4 separate regions of the Homo sapiens genome follow, and all the other regions are linked to region 2. Evidence: chromatin loops called from intact Hi-C (ENCODE). Cell type or tissue: B cell. All regions are shown on one strand. Links, peaks and the distances in the headings refer to the core of each region. The heading gives the core; the rest is flanking DNA. Region 1 holds the start of SRPK1 (SRSF protein kinase 1). Region 2 overlaps MAPK14 (mitogen-activated protein kinase 14). Region 3 overlaps FKBP5 (FKBP prolyl isomerase 5). Region 4 has its middle 8.2 kb from the start of TULP1.

Region 1 (5,000 bases), core at 1-5,000, 170 kb before region 2:
AATTAGACATTTCAGCTACTTAAAAGGAGGCTGGGATACAAACAAAAGAAAAGAAAGACAGAAAGAAAGACAAAAAGGAAGAAAGAAAAAGAGCAAGGTGCAGTGGCTCATGCCTGTAATCCCAGCACTTTGGGAGGCTGAGGCAGGCGGATTACCTGAGCTCAGGAGTTCGAGACCAGCCTGGGCAACATGGCGAAACTCTCTCTCTACAAAAAATACAAAAATTAACCAGGCGTAGTGGCACACGCCTGTAGTCCCAGCTACTTGGGGGGCTGAGGCAAGAGAATTGCTTGAATCTGGTAGGTGGAGGTTGCAGTGAGCCGAGATCGCACCATTGCACTGCAGCCTGGGCAACAGGCTTTCTTTTTGCCTCAAAAAGAAAAAGAAAAAAAAGGTAGGTAAATTCAAAAACAAACAAACAAAAAAAACTTATTAATTGGAAACAAATCCAAAAATAAAACACCTCTGAAGTTACAAGGAAATGGGGGCAGTTCATTCACGCATATTTTCAGGATTCAAAGTTGTTCAAGATGAAATATTCAGTAAAATGACTGCTAGATTATCTATAATCCATACTTGCAAACAATTAACACAAATAACTCTAAGTTATCCATAGTAGTGAATGGGGTAACAGATACACATCTGACTTTAGAAATAAAGCATATGGTCTAAATAGATAATCGAAAGTAACAGATTTCTGGTGCTTAAAGTATATCATCTATATACATTTACCCCTCAAATTACAGCTTGATTTGGGCTAATCTCAAATTAATTTCTAAGTGGTAAGAGAGATCTGGACAAATAGTCTGAGAGACCAGGATTTCTAAAAAATACAGAGTAATATAATAAAAACTGCAACTTCCTTGTATCAATAGAAAAGAACGTTTTAACACATTCTCATCAATTCCACAAAGAATAACTAAACTAGGCACAGAAAAGTAACATTTCAAGTCCTACTGCACACTAGAACCAAGTTAGCACCTTGCTGTTTCTATTAAACGATCTAGGATTAAAAACTGGTTTTGAATAATCCCATATATGGATAATCCAAAGGTAAACAGACACACACAAACTCTCATTTACAAGACTTCGTCACCAAGCACTTACAAAATACATTTCATAAGACAGAAGAGAAAATGGAGCAAGAGGTGAGGTCACCTACCACTTTAGTTCTATTGAAAGAGAGAAGTCATTATGTGCTCTCCCCAAACAGTAGGTAGCCTCCAAAAACAACACACACCCCTACACCCCCCTAATCTGGTATTGTCATTCAGTGGGGTGACCTAGGAAGGCCTTTGAAATGTGTTGTATCAGCTCAGAGGGAATTAGACCGCATACGATGCCACAAAACATCAAATAAATGTAAAACTATAAAGATAATACATCTAAAATTAAGATGTATTAATAACTAGGCATACAAGCTCTCTCTGAATACAAAGTGTGTAAGAGCTGATTTCCAAGATCCTTTGCAATTAAACGTTAGTACATGATGAAAGTTCTTAAGGCTTAGCCTCACTTGCTGCTAAGCCTGCTACCTGAGTTTCTACTAGGCTGTGACCAACTTTTGAACTTGCCACGATAGCACTAAACTACTGTTATGCATCCTACTGATAAAACTGGACATGTGGCGCTTAATACGCCAAACCAGAATCATCAATGTTTGTTAAAGAACTCTCCCGTTACTATTGTGATGTCCACTCCGGAAGATTATCTGCATCTGGTTGAGGTTTAGACAGAAGAGAAGCAGTTAACAGACACCGACTGTATACACAGCGGTCTGCCGGCACACTGCAAAAAAGCCGATACGCCTTACAGGCTCAGGAAGTTGACTAACCCAGGGAAAAGCCCCATGCCCTCCTCTATGAAAGGGAGTGTGTGGTTGGTAGAACCCAAAGTAAACACGGAAAAATTCATTCAAGAATTTCCTTAAGGCCTACCGTGAAGACGTCGGAGGCAAGTTAAGACGTTGGGGAGCAGGTAAGAGAGACCAGAGTTCAGAAACAGACCGATAATGATCTACCAGCTCCGGTGGGGAGGTCCAAGCTAGGGGAGTTTGTGCCTCCTCTGTGGAGTTGGGGAGGAAAGGTACCGGGCGGGCTCTGGTCCTCCTCCGACAGCCCTTTCCAGCAGGCCCGGGGCTGCTAAGACCCAGGCCTGGCGTTGAGCAACAGCAGCTCTCTTCCACATGGTTGCTGGAGAGCGACCCTCCGAGCTGCCCCGAGGCCATGTGGCTGCAGCCACAGGGTGCCCAAACCCGGTGCACGTTCAAGACGTGAAACCAGAGCAGAGAAGGTGCCGGAGGAAAATCCAAAGAATGGGATGTTGGGGTACAAGACTCACTTCCTTTGGGCTTTGTCCTTCTTGGCCTTGGTCCTTTTCTTTCGGGCCTGGAGCGCAAGCACTGCAGGAGAGAGGGATGGATGAAGGGCGAATGTGGAGGAAAGGAGGCGACCAAGGTGAGGGTGGAGACCCAGCAGGGGCGCCAGGCCCGGCTGCGGGGCCTGCCTCGGGGGCGGCTGCGGGCTCCGGCGAGGCGGCCGGCCGTGGGGCTGGCGGCCCACGGGGCGCAGAGCAGCGCCCGGGCGGGATGCGCCGGAGGGGTCTCAGGCCGGGTCAGGGGGCGGGCGGGTGGGGGTCTGCGTCGCCCGCCAAGGGCCGGGCCCTGGAGTGGCCCCAAGGCGCGAGCCGGCCTGGCGGGGAACAAGGGGCGGCTACGGCCGGCGCCAGAGGACGCCCGGACTGAGGGGCGCGGACCCGCAGCCCAGAGGCAGGGGGTGTGGGGCGGCGCCACCTCAGTGGAGGGGCGCCGCACGTCCGGGAACCGAACCGCGGCAGTTAAGCGAAGCTCCCGGCGCTGACCCGGGCCTCGCCCCGGCGACCATTGCCCCTCGTGGCGGAGGCCGCTCCACCGCTCACCTTTCCGCTCCATGGTGAGACCGGTAATCGCCAGGCGCCTGCGCACTCGAGTGGCGGCGACTCCCGCTCCCGCCGCGGCCCAAAACCGAGCCCGCTCACACTCCGCCCTCAGTCCCGCCCCACCCCCGCCCCACGATGCCGCGCGCTTGCGCGTTGGGCGCGGAGCCTACCACCTGCTCCCGAGGAGGGGGCGGCAAGGAGAGGGAGGGGGCGCAGCGGGGAGGAACGCCGGGGTGAACGTTGAAGGAGTGTTAGAGATCCAAGCTTGGAAACCTGGCAAGGTTAGTTTTGTTCTATTTGTTTAGAAAAGGCGCAGAGAGCGGCAGGGCTCTCTGCATGCTGCTGAGTCAGAGCTTCGGAGGCAACTGGGATCTGCCTCAGTTTCCTGGCCTGTAAAATGGATTAATCAGGCATGTCCCAGTTTCTCCTTCCCTGAGCTATTGTGAGCCCAGTTGAGATACTATTTAAAGAAAATGGAAAAAAATTACATGTGAGAAAGAAAAGGGAGTGGGAGCAACACAAAAAGACTGGAAGGAAAGAACCTGTGACCCTATTATCACTTGAAAAGTAAAAACTTCAAAAGTGAATTTTCTCTTGAAATTTCAAGTTTAAGTGAAAGCTGTAAAGGAAAGAAGGGGAAATGAGAATAAAAACGTTTAATGTTTTCTTATTCTACCACCTTCAATACATGATAAAGCTGTCTTGTTTATAAGTTTTTTTTGTTTTTATTTTCTAAGTGCATTATCTCATTTGATGTTTATGGCAACTTAAAGGCAAAATAGTTATTACTTCCATTACACAAAGACACTAAACTTAAGAGGGCCTGCCTATATGTTCAGAATCTTGGTGTACGACCCAGTTATTTAATCATGAAGCCCTTATTGTATAGCAGGCTCAGCAAAGTTTTTCTTTGGGCCGTACAGTAAATATTTAGGCTTTGTGGACCATAAGATCTCTTTCTCAGCTACTCAACTCTGCCATTGGAGCTCAAAAGCAGTCATAGAAAATATGGGCTGTGTTCCTATAAAGATTTATGTATGGACACTGAAATTTGAATTTCATATAATTTTCACGTCATAAAATGTTCTTCTATTGATTTAAACATGGTCTTTGTTAGGTTTTGAAGGGAAGGTGAGGGTTAAAGAAAGACAGAGAGAGCAGTCTTGCTCTGCTGCCTAGGCCGGAGTACAGTGGCATGATCTCGGCTCACTGCAGCCTGGACATCCAGGGCTCAAGTGATCCTCCCACCTCAGCCTCCCAAGGTGCTGGAATTACAGGTGTGAGCCACTGAGCCAGGCCCTTTTGATCTTTTTTCAACCGTTTCAACGGTTATTCTTATTTCAGATCTTAGTTTACCAACCCATGTTGTAAAGTACCGCAGCTGGACAGAGTGGAAGCTCTGAAGACCTTTGCTCTGAACAAGTAATTGAGAAGGGAAGATGAGAGGGCAATAGTACAGCACAAGTCAAGCATGGGGGCTTTGGCAGAACTTATTGAGCAAAGTAAGTAATTAAGCCCATCCAGAGAAGGCAGTTTTTGAGCTGGGTATTAGGAAATATGTAAGATTTCTATAGGTGGAGAAGGAGATGTCAGGCATTCCTGAATGAGAAAATACATTGAGCAAAAAGGCACAGACGTGGACACCTGTAGGTGGGGGCTAGGATTGGGGCTGGTAACAACTGAAGGGATGAAATGGAAGGTGAGGCTGGAAAGGCAGGTTAGCCAAATTTGAAATTTAGATAATTGATATATGTTGCATGGAACCTGAATGATAGCATGTCTGAGTATATTGCAAAAGAAGACAGTACCTGTTGGCCAAGGAAGGATGCAGCCCAGTCTATTCCCTGCTGTAAAGTTGAAAACAAAAGGAAGGTTAGGACAGACAGGGAAGCCCTAGACTCTGAGGGTTGTGTGAGTTCAGGATAACCGCGTGTGGTTTAGAAAAGACAGGGAGAGAGCTGATAGCTAGGAAAAATCCCAGAATTGGGAAAGTACTGCCCACCCCAAAGTAAACTGTTTGAGTGTAGAGACCCTGCTTAGGTTTTCCTTGATGTAAACTCAGTGCCTACACAGTGTTAGGCACT
Region 2 (7,799 bases), core at 1,511-6,510:
GGAAGATAAGGAGCTAGGCTAAGTCTTATTCTAGTCTATCCTGTCTGTCACCAGGAAGATTTCCTACCTTCCCAAAGGTTAGTGCTCCACTTCACCCCTATGTGGATTTATGTCTTTGAAAATTACTGCTCATGGCAGGTAGGTCCTGCAATTGGTCCTTTTATTTATCTTCAACTTTCTGGCCTGTGGAGGTTTTTTAGGAGTGCCTGGAGCACTTAGAACTGACTAGAATATCCCTCTTTTACTTTCCCTAGAAATATCCTGTTATGCTTAGTTTTTTTGTTTTTTTTTTTCTTTACCTGTTCATTCTGACTGACTTGCTTCTGTTAAAGATGACTTCGTCTAAAGAGTAATCTTAGGCTTAAGTTGTTCTTTTCTTCATTTGTTTTAGAAAGATTCAGGAGATTTATGATTTAAATTTTGACGTTGTGATCATTACAATTAAAACACATTTTAAACTAATAGTAAAAATATTTTCTACCTAAGAGAAACAGGGCTAAACCTATTACAAAGGATGGCTCACTGTGGAAATAACTGATTGTCATGATGTGGTGAGTTTTGCTTTACTCCGCTAATGTGGCTACGTGACGCTCCTTCTGGTCTTAACTGCCTGGACAAATCATAGTGGCCTTATAGTAGCTGGTACTGTTGGAAGACTGGCCTGTATTTCAGTGGATTTGCCAGCTTTTGAAGAACCCATGGTGATTTCTTCTGAGGTTTGCATGTTTTAACTTCCTTCATGCAAATGCTTTTAGTTACTAAGATTTTTATTTTATGTTGTGTGTTTTTCCATGGAGTATGGTCATTCTGTGTTTTGAGGGCAAGGCAGTGGGGTAAAGCTGAGTTGAAAAGCATAATATGGCTCATCTTTTCTTTTCTTTTTTTTTTTTTTTTCATTTTTTGCTGCTTTTATTTTACGAAAAAGCTAATTCAAATCTACATTAAACTAAGTTGAATACAAAGCCTTTGTGAAGAAGGCCTGGTAGTCTCATTTACAAAAATGGCCAGTGTCGTCTTTGGCCTTAAAATTTCAGGACGGGCACTTCAGATGGCTTCACATTTGCATGTTTCAGTGCTAGAGCATGGGAATAGACTTTGGCATCCACTGTAAGATGTTTTTCAGCTACGAGAGCATCGAGTCCCTGCAGCAGGTCATTCTTGGGTAACGAAATGACTTCCACAAATTCTCCATCCCCTGGCTTTGGCTTGGGCCTTACATTTTCTGCGTCATCTCCGTTAATGATTACTGTCACGATGTGTGTGGTACAGTTTGACAAACCTGGGTCCATATAGACCACTGGAGAACATTCAGCAGCGTCCCCTTTGTAGCCAGTTTCTTCCTCAAGCTCCCAAAGAGCAGCTGCTCCTGGGGTTTCACCATCTTCTATGAGTTCCCTGCAGGGAACTCTATGCAGTAGCCACCCATTGGTGGTCAGGACTGTTTCACCAGAACGATACACTCGTAGTGAAGCGTTCTCTGCAGCACAGGGATGACCGCTACATCATCACCAGTCTGTTCTTTCCTGGTTGTATGTTTCACTGAGTCCCAAGTTCCAGTTTTACCAATAGGAGCCATGTATGTTGTTTTTTCAAGTTTGACCCATTTTCCTTCTGAAATTAACTCCTCTGAAATAATATAGTGTTTCCATTCTGAGACAATTCAGTTGGTTCTTGGCTCTCCCTTTTCAAACTAGTCTTTACAGCCCTCAGGAGAGAAGTTCACCTCCAAAGTGTAGGGGTGACAAAGGGAAGAGGACAAAAGAACTACTGGAGGCAGCAGTGTCAGCATACGCCGGTGTCACGACTCAAGACATCGGCACCTCCCGAGGTGATGAAAGGATGTGCCATGGCTCATCTTTTCAAGTCAACTAGTATTTATCAAGCTGCTCTGTGGAAGGTGCTGGGGACAGGATGGTACCTGTCCTTAAAACCAGAATGATCAGACTCAGTGGAAAGAGAGTTACAAGAGTTACTTGAACAACTGTCTCTGATTATAAAATAAGATGGAGTGATAAATACACTAGAATAGAGTTATAGATAAGCTATTGAAAAAAATCCAAGAAGACTTCATGGCAGAGTTCTTGTTTGAATAGGACTTCAAAGTGTAAATAGGAATAGAAAAGGCTTGGAAGGACGGGAGAAGGGGGAGGTATTCTGGTTTATGAGTACATAAATAAGTACTTGGAAGCTTAGAAGTGCCTGGAATATCTGATGTGAGTTGAAGCATTGAGTGCATTAAAGAATAATAATTTGAGCCAGAGTCAAACTAGGCTTGATTCTTCAGGCCTGATATTGTTTCATGCCAGCAGAGGTGGGAGAGAGAGGGTTTCTCAGCTCATTGATGTAATGAGCCACTGTGACTAATGGAAATTGCGTATTCTTCAGGTAGGTTGGGGTGAAGTTCAGGTAGTTGAGAAATTCACAGCTCAGAGAGCCTGTCTTCCTTAGAGAGAGTATAAAAATTGACTCTCAGCCAGGCACGGTGGCTCACGCCTGTAATCCCAGCCCTTTGGGAGGCCGAGGCAGGCGGATCATGAGGACAGGAGATTGAGACCATTCTGGCTAACATGGTGAAACCCCGTCTCTACTAAAAATACAAAAAATTAGCCGGGTGTGGTGGCAGGCGCCTGTAGTCCCAGCTACTCTGGAGGCTGAGGCAGGAGAATGGCGTGAACCTGGGAGGTGGAACTTGCAGTGAGCCGAGATCGCGCCACTGCACCCCAGCCTGGGCGACAGAGCGAGAGACTCCGTCTCAAAAAAAAAAAAAAAAAAAAAAACAACTGACTCTCATTGTTAAGTAGTCAGAAAGAAGTCTCTTAAACAAGAGTACCAATATCAAAAGCTTCATTTTAGAGATTACTTTTGATGCATATATTGTAAAGCCACTTGTTTGAGATTTGAAGTAGTCAAGATTTTTCCCATATATGATTTACTTTATCTTGTGGTGGCTACCCAGTTAAATATATTCCTGAAGAGTGTTAATGTGAGGAAACTAAATTTTTTGAATTGAGTCATTTTAGATGAGCAAGAATTTTTTTTACTGATTTCTATTGTAATATAATTAATCTGATTATTTTAGAGCAAGACAGTATCCATCCCACCCCCATTCCTACTCTGTCCCATGAACATATGCTATAAGATTTTTTACTTGTCAACATCTTGAACTGAGAAGCCAGTATTAAAATCTTAACCTTTATAACACAATGATTTTTGCCATTTGCAGATGACAAAATTCCCTGTTATTCTTAATTTAGAAATAATGTGAGTGGACTTGTTTCTAGTTTGTTTTTGCTTGCTAAAGAACACAAGTTGTTTGGGTTTAGGGTGGGGTTTGGCGCACCTTTTCTGAAAGGGCCAGGTAGTTAATATTTTAGGCTTGGGAACCATATGGTAACTGTGCTTGTTGTAATTGGAAACACCTATAGACTGTACATAAATGAATGGGCATGGCTGTGTTCTAATAAAACTTTATATATAAAACAGGCAGAGCCTGGGGTTTGGTGACTCCAGCCTAGAATTTTCTTCCATTTAAGCTGATTTCATGTCTGAAAGAAAGTAAAAGACAGGATGTCAAATTACTGCATTAAGTTATTCCTATAACGTAGGCACCTGTGGCTTATAGAGACTGTTGTTTTTAAGTGCTGCTATGTTGCCTTTATATGTATAACCATAAGCAAAAATTTCTTTCATCCTGCTCTACCTTTTCCTCAAATATTTTGACTACCTGTCATGTACCAGATGTTAGGCTGGGGATAAATGGTGAAGAGGCAGAGTGGCCCCTGTCCTCGTAGAGCTGTAGACCAGTACAGGGGGCAGACAGTAAGCAAATAAAGTAATTCTAGGCTGTGATAAGCACTATGATGTTATCAAGCATGGTGCTGAGAGAGAATTGGGGGGTGGGGTGTTATGTATATAGAGTGTTGAGGGGAGGCCTCCCTTAGGAGGTGAAGTTGAAGCTGAGACCTGAAGCCAAGAGGATTTAGTCATGTGAAAAACCTGATGGGTCAGAAGACAGTCATCCTCCCCTTCTCCCTCCCTGGAATGTCAGTCAGTATAAACGTGGATAAACTGTTCACATTTTCAGAGGAAATATTAAAAGCTATTTTATAATATTTTTCCCCCTCTTTTTAACTTCCTTTTTAGGTAAGATTAAAAGCAATGAGAACAAACAAATTTTTGTCTTCTGGTTAACACATGCACATACATTCTGAGTATACATTGAAGTGTTAGCTACCAGGATAAAAGTTATGGCATTGTGGCCTATTATTTAGAGCCTTTGGGATGTGTGAAGTTTGTTAAGCATTGTTCATTTGCATTTTATAAGGTTGAAACCGCCTGTATTTGCGTTCTCATGGCGCTCCTAAAGGAACATGCGATGGGAGAGCGCCCTCTGCTGGCGACTCTCCCTCATAGTGCCTGCTATAGCCAGTGTGAGAGGCGAGGCTTCCCTTTCCAGAGGGTGTGCTCCAGTGGTCAGGCTTTGGGGTCTCACAGGCCTTCCACTGTCATATCACAAGCTCTTTAGGTCACGCTTGGGAGAATATTCATAAATAGACTTGTACATCCCTAGCTCCTGTCTTCTGCTGCTTTTTTCCTTATCTGTGGCCCTCTAATTATCAGTGCACTTTGCTGAACTGGTTACTGACACTGTGATGGCAGATGAAGAGGGCAGTGTAAACTGAGTGAAGCTCTTGTGTTTTCACCTGCTGTCTTTGGCAGCTAAGAACCAGCTAAAGTTGCCTCACTTTACTGATACATGCTGTTGACAGATGCATAAAATGAATATAAAGTGGATATGTGTTTGGTAGCATTTTGAATCTTTGTACAGGAGGAGCATGCCCTACGTGAAGTGATCATCCTGCAGGAGCCTTGACCTAGAGGGATTCACCGTGTTGGCTAGGTTTGGGGTGTTTCATTTTTGTTCTCGGTGTGTTCTGTTTGTTTGTTTTTGTTTTGTTTGTCATTGTTTGTTTTTCATTTTTATTTTGTCCCAACATTTTCCTTTATGGTCCACCATTAGATATTGATCAGTTGAAGCTCATTTTAAGACTCGTTGGAACCCCAGGGGCTGAGCTTTTGAAGAAAATCTCCTCAGAGTCTGTGAGTTGATGCTTTGTAATTATCTGCCCTGTTGGGAGCCTCTGCCACTTGCCTTCTACCAATCTGTACTTTGACCTGGGTGTGTTTGTAAGCACACATGCCCTTTGTGTGCTGACTTCCCGGATGAGTGAGGTATAAGACAGTGTGAGTGTGTGTGTGCGTGCACGCATGTGTGCCTGCTTGCATGCACAAGTGTGTTTTATTCTCTATCTGGGTACACACTAAGATCACGGGAGCCTCCATTAGACAATAGTATCCCAGTAAAGCAATGAGATTTGAGATTCTAATTCATTCCAAGAGATTAATGTAAACTTTGTGTCTCTGTCCTCAAGACCTGACTTTCTTCTTTCTCAGAAGTTTCACGTATGCTCTAGAGCTCTTTTCACTGTTTCTAGTGTTTGTTCTCAGAGCATGAGCTTCACCATGTATTTAGTTTAACTTAATCACTAAAAGAATAAAATGTACATTGTCTGCACACTGTTGCCCCTTCCCAGAAGTTATTTTTTATTGTTTTAGAATAGATACTCACATATCCTATGTAAAATGTTTGTTCCCAACAGAGGGACCTTTCTACCCAGTCCCTAGACCCCACTCAGAAGAAACAGCTTCACTCCTGATACCTCAGATACACAGGAATGTGGTTATAAATTTTCCTCCTATTGCCTTGTAATTATAAGTTAGATAACCTGAGACAGAGTTTGGAACTAGTGCTTTCTTGCTTCTAAGCAGGGACTTAGACAGAAGCCATGGGAATGTGAGTCTGGCTTACTTTTGCTATGATTTCCTGCTCTTGGTCATTTTCTTGGGCCAGAGGCATGAGAGAAGCCATGAAAGCCCAGCTTTTCTTTTTCCCTCGATCTGCTGCCAGGCAGTTGAACAAAAGAAAAAAAGAGCTATGGAGCCAAGCTCCAGTTATGCCTTCCTGGATTCTCCTCCCAACATTTATGACTGAAGGGGCCCTTTGCCTAGTTGGGAAGATGGCTGGGTAGCTTGAGGCAAGCATAAGCAGGTGAGTTGGAACCGTTCATCATCTTCCTGACAAAATAAAGAATACCGTCATCTGGTATGTATCCGGTACATTTCTTGAAAGGATCCCAAAGCCCAGTGTATTTCTGAACCTCCACTCTGAATTTGTTTCATTTACTTATTTAAGATAAAGAAGCAAAAGCCCAGAAGGGCAGTGACTTTTCCATGTCATGCACTGAATCACGTGGCAGAGCTGAGTATAGATCCCAGATGTTCTGATAACATGATCCAAACTATAATCCCATGTGATTACACACTATTTTGAAAGTCATTGTCAGTGTTACCACAATGTCAACCTAAAGAGGTATTTTTTTCTCCTTTATGATATGTAGAAGCTGAATTAGAGTGAATCAAAGATATCAGATGATGCTTAGAAAGAGCAGTACTTTTTTTTTAATGTTTTTGCTTAGAAACACTGTCTTACAGTAAGAGGACCTAAGGGCAGAGGGAGGAGCTCAATTAATAAATAGTGCTAATGAGACCAAGCAAATTCATTTCCTTCCTGAGAGTGTCTCCTAGCAGCCCTTTCTTAGTCTTCTCTTCCATCCCAACCATCTGCCCTATAGATACGTGCTATTAGTCATTTGGAATTGGATTAGGAATTCAAACCAAAGTCTAGGTAAAATAGTCAATAGTATTTATCTGTCATTAATCCATCACTTATTTTTAAGAAAGAAACAATGAGTGCACAGCCTAATAATGGAGGTCTCTCTGTGAAATGAGGCACATTATACATTTCAACAGCTCTACTGAAATTGAGTACCAGAATACAGAACTTAACTCAAATAATATTATATTGAGTATAAGAATAAGAAAGGTTTTTTTTTTTGGTTTGTTTCCTACATAATTGGGGTGAGTGGATAAAAGTAGTTTAAACATCCTAAGGGGTAGACAAGATTAATTTGATGTTCGTGACACGGCCCAAGTACCTGTTTATCTTAAAAGCGCATGATGTATGGGAACAGAATGGAAAAATAAGGCCAGGTGAGTAAAATTGTTCAGAGATTTTAAAAATTAAAAAAAGAAAAAAGACATTAGTGAAGGAGTGCAGTAAATAGCCAACAGCTGTTTTCATTCTCCTGAAAAGTAGTGAAGTAGTGATGGCAATAATTATGAAGAAATTGAATGCCGAGTAAGAGAATGCAGTAATGGATTTAGAACCTATTAGAATGAGCCATAGGAAAAGGTATAAATGGGTTGTGATGGAGGCCAAGGACAGAGAATTCATTTGGTTAATGTCCCAGTATCTATAATAATCAGTGAAAGAACAAGAAAATCATATTAAGAAAGCAAAAGCAGACTGGGCACAGTGGCTCACATTTGTCATCACAGCACTTTGGGAGGCTGAGGCAGGAGGATCACTCGAGGCCAGGAGTTTGAGGCTGCAGGGAGTGGTGATCATGCACTGCACTCCAGCCTGGGCAACAGAGCAAGACCTTGTCTTTAAAAATAAATAAACTAATTAATTAAATTAGATAAAAAAGCGAAGACCTGACTCATTCACATTTTCCTCCAGAAATAGAATCTTTCTAACTTCTTGACAGAAAGGGGATATAATAACCTCTTTGACTAAAGGAGACAAAGACAGAAAATGTGCAGGCCAGGTATCATTCACAGAAAGAAAGGGGAAGTGGAGGATTTTTACATTTTAAGACCCAACTGGTATTCTGCTA
Region 3 (5,000 bases), core at 1-5,000, 510 kb before region 2:
AGAACTGCTTGAACCTAAGAGGCAGAGGTTGCAGTGAGCCAAGATCATGCCACTGCACTCCAGCCTGGGTGACAGAGCGAGACTCCTCAAAAACAAAACAAAACAAAACAAAACAAAACAAAACCCCTCCAGGGCTGAGACAATGTGTCCACTGTGATTTTAAGGTAAATGAAAGCACTGGGGAATCGCTGGTAAATACGCAAATAGAAACAGGAGTACAAGTGGGGATTCTCCTTTGAGGAGGTGATAAGCTCAAAACCACAGATGATACATCCTGCCAGATGGCAGAGGAGCAGCCAGACCTATTAGGACATTAAATTCAATGCCTGACCAACAGTGTTAAGACCATGTTACTAGGATTTACCACAGCCCAAGCAGCGCGTACATCTCACTGCCGAGTTGTCTCTCCCCACAAATACTCCAACCCTCACCCAAGGAGTCTGAGTAAGAGAAAAACCATAGAGCAGGTCTAAGAGGACATGCCTGTGATACAGGACTTCAAGTGGGTGATGTAAGAAACGAGCTCTGCCTGTAGAAAGGAAGCCCTGGTGTGGATTTTCTGGTGATGAAGATGGGGCAGACCTGTTCCAGCTGGAGGGCCTGGGTGTGAATGAGGGCCAGGCTACATCCCTCGAACATCCTTCTTCCCAAGTCACTCACTTAGGAGAGGGAAGACTGGCACTAAAATCAAAGTCTGTCACCCTCTCTGCCTCAGAAGTGTGTGATACAGGTCATTCATAAGAACACGAAACCAGGGCATTTTATTTTAAATGCTGAAATTCTTGAGGAAATTAGATTTGCTATGGACTGAATTGTGTCCCCCATCCTAAATTCCTATGTTGAAGCCCTCACCCCGAATGTGATATTTGCAGATGGAGCATTTGGGGAGGGAATTAGGTTAGATGTGGTCATGAGGGTGGGGCCTCATGATGGGATTAGAGCCTTTATAAGAAGAAACTCGGGTGCTTGCTGCCCTCTGCCCTCTCTCCACTCACATGCATGTGGAAAGGCCATGTGAGAACACAGCAAGAAGGGAGCTACAAGGAACCAGAGGAGAGGCCCTCCCCAGACACTGATCCTGCTAACACCTTGATCTGGGACTTACAGTCTCCAGAAGTAAATTCCTGTTGTTGAAGCCACCCAGTGTATGGTATTTTACTGTGGCAGCCCAAGCTAAGACAATACTTAAATTTTGTCATAGTCTTAGGCCTACCACTCCTTTTTTGGATGCTACAAAAAAAAAAGAATAAAGTCCTCACCAGTTTCAGGTCGGCATTTTCTTTCTGTCACTGCCTTTTCTCTTGCTGGTCTTTGAGGACAGGCAGCATTGTCCTCTCCCTTTTGGAATATTCAGGGTTTAGCACCAAGAGGTCTTTAATAAAGGTTTGTTGAGTAAATATTGAAATCAAAGGAATGTAAATATGGAATCAAGACTTTTTCTAAAGTGGTGTGGTGGCTCACGCCTATAGTCCCAGCACTTTGGGAAGCTGAGGCAGGAGGATCTCTTAAGTCCAGGAGTTCGAAGCTGCAGTTAGCTATGCTTGTGCCACTGCACTCCAGCCTGGGTGACAGAGTAAGACCCTCTCTCTCTAAAAACAATACCAACAACAAAACCTTTTGCTATCATTGGGAGCAAAAAATGTGTGGGTGGAAATGAAAAGTGTTGTTTCACTGAGATGAGATAGGAAGGACAGGCATTTCCCCTGTCATGCCTCATTTCTTCATCCTCTCTCCTCCTCCCTCTCTAATGCATTGATTAACTTAACTTTTCTGATTATCTCCTAATATATTGTATAGGGAAAGAAAAGAAGAGCCAGGGAGGACAAAAACCTAGATCTTAACATTTCAATAAGTTCTGAATAATCAGAATGGTAGAAGGCCATGGTAAAACAAAACAAAACACAAAAAACAGGTATTAGACTTCTTAATAGTTCCTTCACATAGGGCATTTTAATTTTTTGAAAGCTCTTGCATATATATCATGTAACTTTATTTAGACTTCAACTTCCAATTAGCGAAAAGTCTGTCTTGTACTCCCTGCTTCTGAGGTACTAAAGCAGTTCTCAACTGGGGGGTGATTTTGCCCCCCAGGGAACACCTGGCAGGTCTGGAGGCATTTTTAGTTGTCATAACTGGGTAGGATGCTACTGGCATCTAATGGGCAGAGGCCAGGAATGCTGCTAAATATTCTACAATGCACAAGACAGCCCCACACAATCAAGAATTATCCCACTCCAAATGTTGATAGTACTGAGGTTGAAAAATTCTGCACTAAAGGAAAGAGATGAAAGACAGGGTGGACTCTTCTTAGGAATTTTTTTTAAAACATCAAATCCTAGAGTCATAAACGGCTTGTTTCTAAATCACATTACTGGTATCTTGGAACAGCAAGGGTGGTGAAAATATAGCAAAGCCCGATTTATCTGAAGAGTTTAGAGGTTGAACAATTCTCCTCAACTAGTTTGTTTTAGAAATGCTTTCTTCCCAGGAGAAGCACAAGGGGGCGCAAGAATCCCACATCACTTCAGTGTTCTTAGCCTTCTTGCCACTCTGCTGCCAAGTCAGAAAAAAGAAAAACACTGACCAGGTGTGAGTTAATGCTCCTGTCCTGCAGAACACTGTCAGCTATGAGGGCAAAAATCGTGTCTGTTTAACTCGCTTGCACAATGCCTGGCTTAATATTATGCTGTTACCTGTACTTAATAATTATTTTCAGAGCCAAATAGAGTTCTCTATTTTTCTTCTCTTTAGTATTCAGAGGTTGAAATGAGGACTTTACATCTTCAATGGCAAAATCATTCCCACTTAAAAGCTGAGTACAATTCAATCCTACTCAGGAGAGAGGCTTTACCCATTTAGGTATAAACCAAACCAACAGATCAATGGAAACAGAATTCCAATATGCAGATGGCATGAAATACAGATCTTTAGTTCAGCCCATCTCTGCTCTCACCTACACATCTGGACTCTGTGCAAATGCATAACATGCCAAGTCAGACACCCTGGAAAGACAAGGCCCGGGAGGGCAGTATGGCAGATTGAAACCTGCCCTGAGTTGGGAAGGGAATATGTACAGGAAACTATCTACTAACCATTTTGAAGTTTTACAGCTAACGCTAGGACTACTGCTGGGATCTTTTACCTATAATTATAAAGGTGCCTCCAGGGAAGTTTTTAGTGGTACAAAATGTTCAGAGACATTCTGGGAGAAAAGTCTCAGGTCAGTGGTTTTGAACCTTTCATTAATTTTTCCCCAATGGACTAATGTTTTGAAAAATTTTGCCTATCAAATTCCATGTTAAAAATAATTTTTTCCATGTGTGTGACTGCTGATCCAGATTTTATCCAAAGATTGGTAATTTTAAGTAGGTTCATAATAGTATCACTCTTGCAGTTGTGATGCTGATAAGCAACAAAGTTAAGTAACTGTACAGACACTCATTGCTTTCTGCTACTGATCACTAATTCTGGCCATCTCTCTGTATATATTCAGAACACAGCTATATGACAGATGGCTTCATAACATTATTTCATTACCAATAATGTTCTCCAAAATTCTGTATCATAGCACCGATTAGAGCCTCTGAATAGCTGAGCTGTTTTACTACACTGAATCGATATAATTCTAGTCAAAGGCCAAAAGCCTCAAATCTTCCCAAACTGTTAATATTCTATTTGGAAGTATTGAGGAAATATATAAAATATAGTTAAGGATTTTTATGGACTTCGGAAATATAGAAAATACTGTTAAGGACTCACGATCTTAAGAAATTTTGTAGAAACATTTTTCCCTCTAGTGTATTATGTATTTGGATATACAAATAACCCACTTGGAATCTTACTTGAATAGTTTAGAAGTATCCAATATACCTCAATTAGAATTAAAAACAAAACAAAACCAAAAAAATAACACTTGTTCTTGAGAGTTTAGAAACTCACAGAAATTCAGGCTGGAAAGAAACTTGGGGAACATCTAACTCCCCTATTTTTCACTTGAAAATATAACCTCTTTGGACCTTAAATGACTAAATCATTTGAAGAGCAATAAAGCCCATTTTTCCCAATTCTGAGCTTATTCTATCATACCCCCATGCTTTCTGGTGATCCATAAGAGTTTAGTATACATAGTAAATAATGATAAATAACATATTTATATATTTATACTTATCTAAACCCATGATTTAAAATTTGTTTGAATACCACCCACAGTAAGAAATATGCAATCCAGTACTTACTCATACACAAGCAAAGTTTTATGCAACAAAACTGATCCTTATAACATATTGCAATACACTTCCACAAAACTGATTTCATGACCCAATATTGTCTCAGCTCAAATTCTGAAAACACATGGTGCCCTCTGGCTGTGTTAATTTTGGGTTGATTATATATTCTTACATAATTCTCTAGTTGTTTCATTTGGATTAACATTGCCACTCCTCCCTCCTGACAAGGTTGTAACTTAATAATAGCATGTCTTATAGCAGATGCCCCATAAAGACTTGTTAAAGTACACTTATGCCTCACTGCTTTATACTGCTGAAAAACATCTAATTTCTGTATTGCAGTGGCAGAAAACGAAAGAAACCTTGACAGAACTCCCATTCTCCCTCTAATTCTCATCACTAAGCCCTTTCTGCTTGACATGGAGAAGGCATATATTTGGGGTGGGGAAGCAATGGGTAGAACACTGATTAAAACAGAATGAAGGGCGGTTTCTTTTTTTCTTACATCTAGAGGTTTAAGATCTAAGTGAGAAAATATCACACTCCTAGTTGCTCCAAGAAGGGTTTCTGAGAAGCAATTTATGATGAATATCATTCAGGAATATCCGGAGATTCCTCATAAAAGCAAGTGTGCAGGAATCATCTTGGCCATTAGAAGCAATCAATACTCTCCTGTCAGTTTGTTTTGAAATTTGTGCATGTCCTCTCTCCTTTTATCATATGCTCTAGTGACTTCATCAAGACAGTCTAAAGGAAGATGGGCCCGGTGCAGTG
Region 4 (7,721 bases), core at 2,722-7,721, 570 kb before region 2:
TTTTTTTTGAGACAGGGTCTTGCTCTGTCACCCAGGCTGGAGAGCAATGGCCTGATCACAGCTTACTGTAGCCTTGACTTGCCAGACTCAAGCCATCCTTCCCCGCTTCAGCCTCCCAAGTAGCTGGGAGTACAGGCGTGTGCCACCATGCCCAGCTTATTTTTGTATTTTTTTTTTTAAAGACGGGGTTTTTCCATGTTGTCCAGGTTGGTCTTGAACTCATGGACTCAGGGGATTTCCTGCTTCAGCCTCCCAAAGTGCTGGGATTACAGGTGTGAGCCACCTTGCCTGGCCTGATAGCAATTCTTTATATTGACAACTAGAGGGACATTGGAGGCTATTTTGCAAACAGTTTTGTTTTTCTAAAAATATTTAATAAGATGGAATTAAAATTTCAAAAAACCCAGCTGGGCACGGTGGCTCATGCCTATAATCCCAGCACTTTGGGAGGCCAAGGCGGGCAGATCACCTGAGGTCAGGAGTTCGAGACCAGCCTAGCCAACATGGTGAAACCCCATCTCTACTAACAACACAAAAATTAGCTGGGCGTGGTGGCAGGCGCCTGTAATCCCAGCTCCTTGGGAGGCTGAAGCAGGAGAATCGTTTGAACCCAGGAGGCAGAGGTTGCGGTGAGCTGAGATCACGTCACTGCACTTCAGCCTGGGTGACAGAGCGAGACTGTCTCAAAAAAATACAATAAAATAAAATTTCAAAAAACCCATTTGATTAAATTTTTGATATTTATTAACTATAAGCCATATTTTGCCTTTTAATCTTAATACAAAATTTTGAATATATTAAAAGAAAACTCACTTTTGAATGCATGTAAAAATTTTAATTTAAAAATGTCTTACTTTCATCACTTTTGGGAGAATGTATTCAAGTTTTTCATACTTTGGATGCAGTTCCATTTGTTTTCAGCCCTTGAGAACAAGCACAGGTTGAGATCATGACAGAAACAGGAAGTGCCAAAGTGGAGCTGGGAAAAGCATAGCAAGAGGCCGGGCGCGTGGCTCATGCCTGGAATCTCAGCACTTTGGGAGGCCAAGGCGGGTGGATCACCTGAGGTCAGGAGTTCGAGACCAGCCTGACCAACATGGTGAAACCCTGTCTTTACTAAAAATACAAAAAATTAGCTGGGAGTGGTGGCGGGCGCCTGTAATCCCAGCTACTCGGGAGGCTGAGGCAGGAGAATTGCTTGAACCCAGGAGGCAGACGTTGCAGTGAGCCCAGGTCGTGCCATTGCATTCCAGCTTGGGCAACAAGAGCAAAACTCCCTCTAAAAACAACAACAACAACAAAAAGAATAGAAACTCCAAGGTTTTGGTGCAGCTACACTGATGAGCCGATGAGCATGTGGAGGGAACTTAGGGGCAGTATAAGTGTCCAGATTTGGGTCAGGGGTGTGTTTAGGAACAGGAGGCAAGATTTTAGTTAAAATGAGACTTCTGTTTAGGGATAAGATCAGGAACAGAGATAACCTCTAGCACCTTTTGATCTGACATAGGTACTCCAGGCTTCCAGAAAAACAGGCTTGAGGCTCTATAATTATACCTTGTTTGGCCTAAAAATGACATTTCTGGCCGGGCGTGGTGGAGCACACCTGTAATTACAGCACTTTGGGAGGCCAAAGCAGAAGGATTATTTGAGCCCAGGAGTTCCAGGTCAGCCTGGGCAACATAGCAAGACCCCGTCTCTATTTAAAAAAAAAAAAAGACTCAGCTTGATCACTGGCGTTAGTTCCCAGACTTAATCCCATATGAATTTTATCTGTTTCCTAAAGTTAAATCTACTTTCAGAAGATGAAGATTTGCCACCACCAGCAATGCTGACACTGATCAATAATGTCTTCTACTACATGTCAGGCATGGTGTGTGCCCAGTGTTCTCAATTCATCCTCACAGCACACTCACATATCTGTGGCTCAGAGAAGTTAAGTAACTTGTCCAAGGTCACACAGCCAGTGTTTAGTGGAGCCATTCCACTGACCAAGCACCTACTATGTGCTTGGTTTTACTTGTGTTATTTCTAGTCCCTACGGAAACTTCAAAAGGCAAGCAGGCATTTTTCTTCACCTCCCTGTGCCTCTATTTTTCTAGTCCATAAAGTGGTGACGACACTTGGAATCGACTTTATGGAAATTGCCGTGAAAATTGAATAGATAGAAACGTGCAGTGCTTAGCACAGTGCTGGCCACAGAGCAAGTATCCTATGAAATGTCAGCTATGTGCTGTTTTACCTTCATTTCACCAGTAAGGAAATGGAGGCCCAGGTCCCTAAAGGAACTCCACCTCAGGCCTCCAGGGCTTAGCTTACCTGGCACAGAGGTGAAAGGAGGCGACTTTGGAGAAAGTTAAAGGAGAGTGGTTTTGCCCAGAAACAGACCCAGTGTCCCGCTTCCCCAGGTTTCTGCTGGGTGGCCTTGGGCAAGCATTCCCCCTGCTTGGAGGCTCCAGCCTGGGCATCAGTGTCTCAAACGGGCAAAAGACATTTTGCATCTCAAAAGGATCCATGCAGGTGGGCTCATCAGAAATGGGAACTGCGGTCACCTGAGGGTGTGTCTGGGCTCTTGTGAAATAGAAAGTAGGGCTGAGCTTTGATCAGGCTCACACAGGCTTAAGTTTTGTCCAGGTTGTGTTGTTACATCACATAGCCCCTGGCCGTCTGTTCTAAAAGGAATTTTCTCTCAGTGAACCCTAGGAGTCCAGTGCCAGGGTTCTTGTGTTATCCTTGCTTCTTGGAGGCTCAGAGAGGTTAAGTCACTGTCCAGGTCTCCCAGGTGGGCAGTGTGAGTGAGTGGGATTCGGGCAGATTCTCTGAGCTCAGAGCCCGGGCACAGCCCCACTTTGGCCCGCAGAGGGGCTTCTCAATTGTTGGTTGGACAAAGCCCTGGGTGGCAGCTGGGCACTGGCTGCAGGAGCTGGAAATGCAATGCAAGCCCAGTCTTTGCCCTCATGGAGCTCACAGCCTGGGAGATGAGAGTTGCTGGTGGGCATGTACAGAGAATGAAACAAAAACACTCATGTCTTCTCTAGAGAGAAATCTGGACGGGGCACAGTGACTCATGCCTGTAATCCCAGCACTTTGGGAGGCCGAGGCGGGCGGATCACCTGAGGTCAGAAGTTCGAGACCAGCCTGGCCAACATGGCGAAACCCCGTCTCTACTAAAAAATACAAAAATTAGCCGGGCGTAGTGGCAGGCGCCTTAATCCCAGCTACTTGGGAGGCAGAGGCAGGAGAATCGTTTGAACTAGGGAGGCGGAGGTTGCAGTGAGCCGAGATCAAGCCATTGCACTCAAACCTGGGGGACAAGAGCGAGACTTCTCTCAGAAAAAAAAAAAAGAAGAAAAGAAAGTGGAATCTGGACTGGGCGTGGTGGCTCACACCTGTAATCCCAGCACTTTGAGAAGCCGAGGCAGGTGGATCACTTGAGGTCAGGAGTTCGAGATCAGCCTGGCCAACATGGTGAAACCCCATCTCTACTAAAAATACAAAAATTTGCCAGAAGTGGTGATGCATGCCTGTAGTCTGAGTTACTTGGGAGGCTGAGGCAGGAGGATCGCTTGAGCCTGGGAAGTGGAGGTCGTAGTGAGCTGAGAGGGCACCACTGCACTCCAGCCTGGGCGATGGGAGTAAAACCTTACCTCGAGAAAAAAAAAGTGGAATCTGACAAGTGATGCTACTGGGGGCCTCCATGGCTTTTCACAGAATCCATGTGAATCTGAGCTGGCCCCAGCAGAGTCAGGAATCCCTGGGTAGACACAGTTCTTCCCTCTGCTCACACATGCCCAGGCACAGGCTGCTCTCTGTCTTCCGAAGCCATCATGCTGCACAGGGACAGCTGCTTGGGAAGCTTTTCCACCCATGAGGCCAATTCTGTCTCAGTACAGCACCCCTCTGTGGTCCACTGGGCCCCCCACAGTGGGACAGTCACAGTCTTAGTTCAGCCAGAGAGGGGCCTCCACCCTCCAAGCCCCCAAGGACCCAGGGGTAGAAGCAGCAGCAGTCCCCTGGTCCTCAGCTCCTATGCCCAGGGCAAGTGAATGGGGACCAGATCTGCAGATCTGTTTCTGTCCAGTCAGGCAGAGACCAATAGGAGAGATGGATGAGGGCCGGAGCCAGAGGACAGACAATGAGACAGGTCAGGCTGTTGTGGTGCGGCGTGAGGTCCATTCAATAGCTATTCATTGAGCCCCTACTGTATGCAGGGCACTTCTAGGCACTCCACTCACAGCAGTGAACAGAATGGACCAAAGTCCCTGCCCCTGAAATACTCAAAAGATGTCCTTGAGCCTCTGCGTCCCATCCCTACTTCCCTCTGTGTTAACAGGAGGGGTGCCTGTGCACCTTTCCTGTGTCCATGCCAGTCCCCCCAAGAGGGGCCTGACTGCCCTGCTTGCTTACCCTGGCTCAGTCGGTTGAGTCCAGTGGTGGGAAACTCGGATTACCGGCTGGATCCTGTGCCTGCCTCTGTGCCCGCTCTCTTTGATGGCTAGCCCCTCCCTATGGGACAGTGATCTTTCTAGAACAGAAAAGAGCAGTTCTCTTGATAATTGGCGAGTAGTCCAAACGGGGTGCGACTGATGGAGTAGTGATACTACTATTAGCAGTAGCAGTAGCTGTATTCATTGAGAGCTTGCTGGGTTCCAGGCACTGCTCTAAGTGCTTTATCTGCTGTATTAGCTCGTTTAATACTCAACAATTAGGCCCTGCAGGGTGGCTCACGCCTGTAATCCCAGCACTTTGGGAGGCTGAGGCAAGAGAACTGCTTGAGGCCGGGAGTTCAAGGCTGCAGTGAGCTACGATCACACCACTGCACTCCAGTCTAGTCAATAAAGCAAGACCCTGACTCAAACAAAAAAAGAAAAAAAAAACTCGACAATTTTACATGATTTACAGTTTTCACACCTGTTTTACATTGGAGGAAACTTCACGGAAATGTGCAGTCACTTGCTGAAGGTCAGTACCCAGCAAAGCCTCCCTCCAGAGCCGCTCTGGAGCCACCCCACCCCACGCTAGGGGCAGGAGGATCAGAGCCCCTGCTGCAGGCTGGAGGCTGTCCCGAGGTGCACGCCCTCTGCTGCAGCTGCATATTTGTGAGTCCCCGGAGCCAAACACTTGGCTAGCACCCCCAGAGCAGAGGGAAGAGCCCCGAAACAGAATGGGCGAGTTCAGAGCAGTGGCTGTCACTCTGGCTGCCCATCAGGATCCCTCCTGAGCCTTACAGCGCCCTAGACTGGTTCATCAGAACCCCTGGTGTAGGGCCCAGGCGTCAGCATTCGTCAAGGATCCCCAGGTGAATTCAATGTCCAGCCAAAGCGGGGAACTACCAGGGTAGAGGCCTTGTGGCTTATTGGAAATAGTTGTGGGTTAAAACCCACCTGGGCTTGAGACTTGGCTCCGTCATTTCAAGCTGTGTGACTCTGCGCCAGTCACTTAATTTCACTGAGCCTCAATGTCCTCAGCTGTGAAAAAGGGGTAAGTCCCTCTACCGTACAAAGGGGTTGTGAGGGTGGAATGAGACAGTGTCTGCAAGGACTCTAGCACGTAGGCTCCATCTTTACTAGTAAGGAGGGGGCAGGACAGACTAGGCTGGCAGAGCGGAGGCAACGACTCATCATCGCTGGAATGGGTCTGTGGAATGTGTTGGGACCCCCGAACCCCAGGCCCTCCCACCGTGGGCTTTCAGCTCTTCCGGGAGCTTAAGGCTTCTGACGGGGGCCAGCCCAGGCTTGGAGTGGGAGGGCGGGGAGGGTGCACTGACTTAGCCTTACCACCAGGTGGCGACACGAACACACCCACCGGGGAGGACACCGGCCCCGCGGAAGGTGAGGATAACTGGGAATACCAGGCATGTTACAGGACTTGGTTTTGGTTTGGTTTGGTTTTAGTACTAGGTACATATTTTCTTTCATTTCCATTGACTTCGTGCCACAGTCCTGTGGTAGCGCCACTGCCCTCCTTTAGCGGGTGAAGAAACTGAGGTGGTGCTGGCAACTAGGATGTGAACTCCACATCCGCTTCCTGACCACGGAGTCAACAGCAGTCAGAGCTGCAAGGGAAAGCGTCAAGTCCCGCGGTTCCTAAACCTGTCTGATGATAAAAATCATCCAAGGCTCTTAAAAAAAAGAAGAAAAATATCCTGGGCCACAGGCCAGATATTGAATTAGAATCTCCTGGGAAAAGAGGCCTGAGAATGTGTGTGGTTAAGAGCACCTGGCCGGGCGCGGTGGCTCACGCCTGTGATCCCAGCACTTTGGGAGGCCAAGGAGGGAGGATCACTTGAGGCCAGGAGTTCAAGATTAGCCTGAGCACATAGTGAGAGCCTGTCTCAATTTAAAGAAAAAGTTAAAGGCCGGGGGTGGTGGCTCACACCTGTAATCCCAACAGTGGGAGGCCGAGGCAGGCGGATCACTTGAGGTCGGGAGTTTGAGACCAGCCTGGCCAACATGATGAAACCCCATCTCTACTAAAAATACAAAAATTAGCTGAGCATGGTGGCGGGCGCCTGTAATCCCAGCTATTCGGGAGGCCGAGGCAGGACAATTGCTTGAACCCAGCAGGTGGAGTTTGCCGTAAGCTGAGATCGTGCCACTGCACTCCAGCCTGGGCGACAGAGTGAGACTCTGTCTCAAAAAAACAAAACAAAACCCAAACAACAACAACAAAAACCACAAGAGCACCTGTTTTAGAAATAAGGATCTGTTTCCAGAGAGGAAAGTGACCTGCCCACAGTCACACAGTGAATCCCCTCTAAGCTCCTATCGAAGCTCCTCACACCCTCTAGTCCAGAAGCCAGGCCACTCCCCACAAAGACGAGACCCTCTACCAAATGACCCAGCAATCTCAATTCTGGGTTTATGCTCAAATGAAAGCAGGGTCTCGGCCAGGCGCGATGGCTCACGCCTGTAATCCCAGCACTTTGGGAGGCCGAGGCAGGCAGATCACGAGGTCAGGAAATCGAGACCATCCTGGTTAACACGGTGAAACCCCGTCTGTACTAAAAAAAATACAAAAAAATTAGCCGGGCGTTGTGGCGGGCGCCTGTAGTCCCAGCTACTCGGGAGGCTGAGGCAGGAGAATGGCATGAACCCGGGAGGCGGAGGTTGCAGTGAGCTGAGATCGTGCCACTGCACTCCAGCCTGGGCGACAGAGCGAGACTCTATCTCAAAAAAAAAAAAATATGAAAGCAGGGTCTCGAAGAGATACTTGTACATTCATGTCCTTAGCAGCATTATTTGCAGTAGCTGAAATGTGGAAGCAACAGTAGTGTCCATCGTCTGATGAATGGATGAACAAAATGTGGTGTACCCATACAGTGGAACATTATTCAGCCTGAAAAAGGAAGGACATTCTGACACAGCTACAGATGGAGGAACCTGGAGGACATTATGCTAAGTGAAGTAAGCCAGACACAAAAAGACAAATACTGTATGATTCCACTTATGGGAGGTATTTAAAGTAGTCAAATTCATAGAGACAGAAAGAATGGTGGTTGCCAGGGGCTGAGGTAGGGGGAATGGTAAGTTACTGTTTAATGGACACAAAGTTTCAGTTTTGCAAGATGAAAGAATTCTGGAGATGGATGGTGGTGATGGTTGCACAACAATGTGAATGTTACATTGAAAAATGGTTAAAATGGGTTGGGCCCAGTGGTTCATACCTGTAATTCTAGCACTTTGGGAGGCCAAGGCAAGAGGATCACTTGAGGCCATGAGTGG

Evidence for each region. Peaks named below come from ENCODE experiments on the same cell type or tissue, not always from the same donor. Only the 100,000 strongest peaks of a DNase experiment are listed, where the experiment ranks them.
Region 1: a loop joins it to region 2, with 2.7 times the contacts of the local background. A loop is called at or near these places in 15 of 110 quality-filtered maps.
Region 3: a loop joins it to region 2, with 4 times the contacts of the local background. A loop is called at or near these places in 6 of 110 quality-filtered maps.
Region 4: it touches region 2 in a loop (16-fold over the local background); 10 of 110 quality-filtered maps call a loop at or near these places.

What each region holds. Positions count from the first base shown.
Region 1 is chr6:35,918,128-35,923,127 of GRCh38, forward strand. SRPK1 (SRSF protein kinase 1) reads right to left here and starts at 2,971. Exons shown (of 16, transcript NM_003137.5): 1 at 2,917-2,971; 2 at 2,341-2,401. The coding sequence starts at 2,929. RefSeq lists silencers at 2,634-3,223, 3,254-3,313. In B cell, for the core only: no CTCF peak of the experiment used is centred there; DNase peaks (open chromatin) are centred at 2,164, 2,374 and 2,994; H3K4me3 peaks cover 2,913 bases; H3K27ac peaks cover 2,790 bases.
Region 2 is chr6:36,090,967-36,098,765 of GRCh38, forward strand. It overlaps MAPK14 (mitogen-activated protein kinase 14), which reads left to right. Exons shown (of 12, transcript NM_139012.3): 9 at 5,021-5,100. It also overlaps the pseudogene NUDT5P1. Among named protein-coding and RNA genes, the nearest start is that of MAPK13, 36 kb to the right of the region's middle. In B cell, for the core only: CTCF peaks have their summits at 4,381 (motif pointing left) and 4,600; a DNase peak (open chromatin) is centred at 4,395; H3K27ac peaks cover 973 bases.
Region 3 is chr6:35,581,499-35,586,498 of GRCh38, forward strand. The region is part of intron 8 of FKBP5 (FKBP prolyl isomerase 5); the gene reads right to left. Among named protein-coding and RNA genes, the nearest start is that of LINC03135, 40 kb to the left of the region's middle. RefSeq lists a silencer at 380-580. In B cell, for the core only: CTCF peaks have their summits at 2,496 (motif pointing right) and 2,699; a DNase peak (open chromatin) is centred at 2,513.
Region 4 is chr6:35,517,221-35,524,941 of GRCh38, forward strand. No RefSeq gene overlaps it. Among named protein-coding and RNA genes, the nearest start is that of TULP1, 8.2 kb to the left of the region's middle. In B cell, for the core only: CTCF peaks have their summits at 5,792 (motif pointing right) and 5,998; a DNase peak (open chromatin) is centred at 5,791; H3K4me3 peaks cover 441 bases; H3K27me3 peaks cover 500 bases.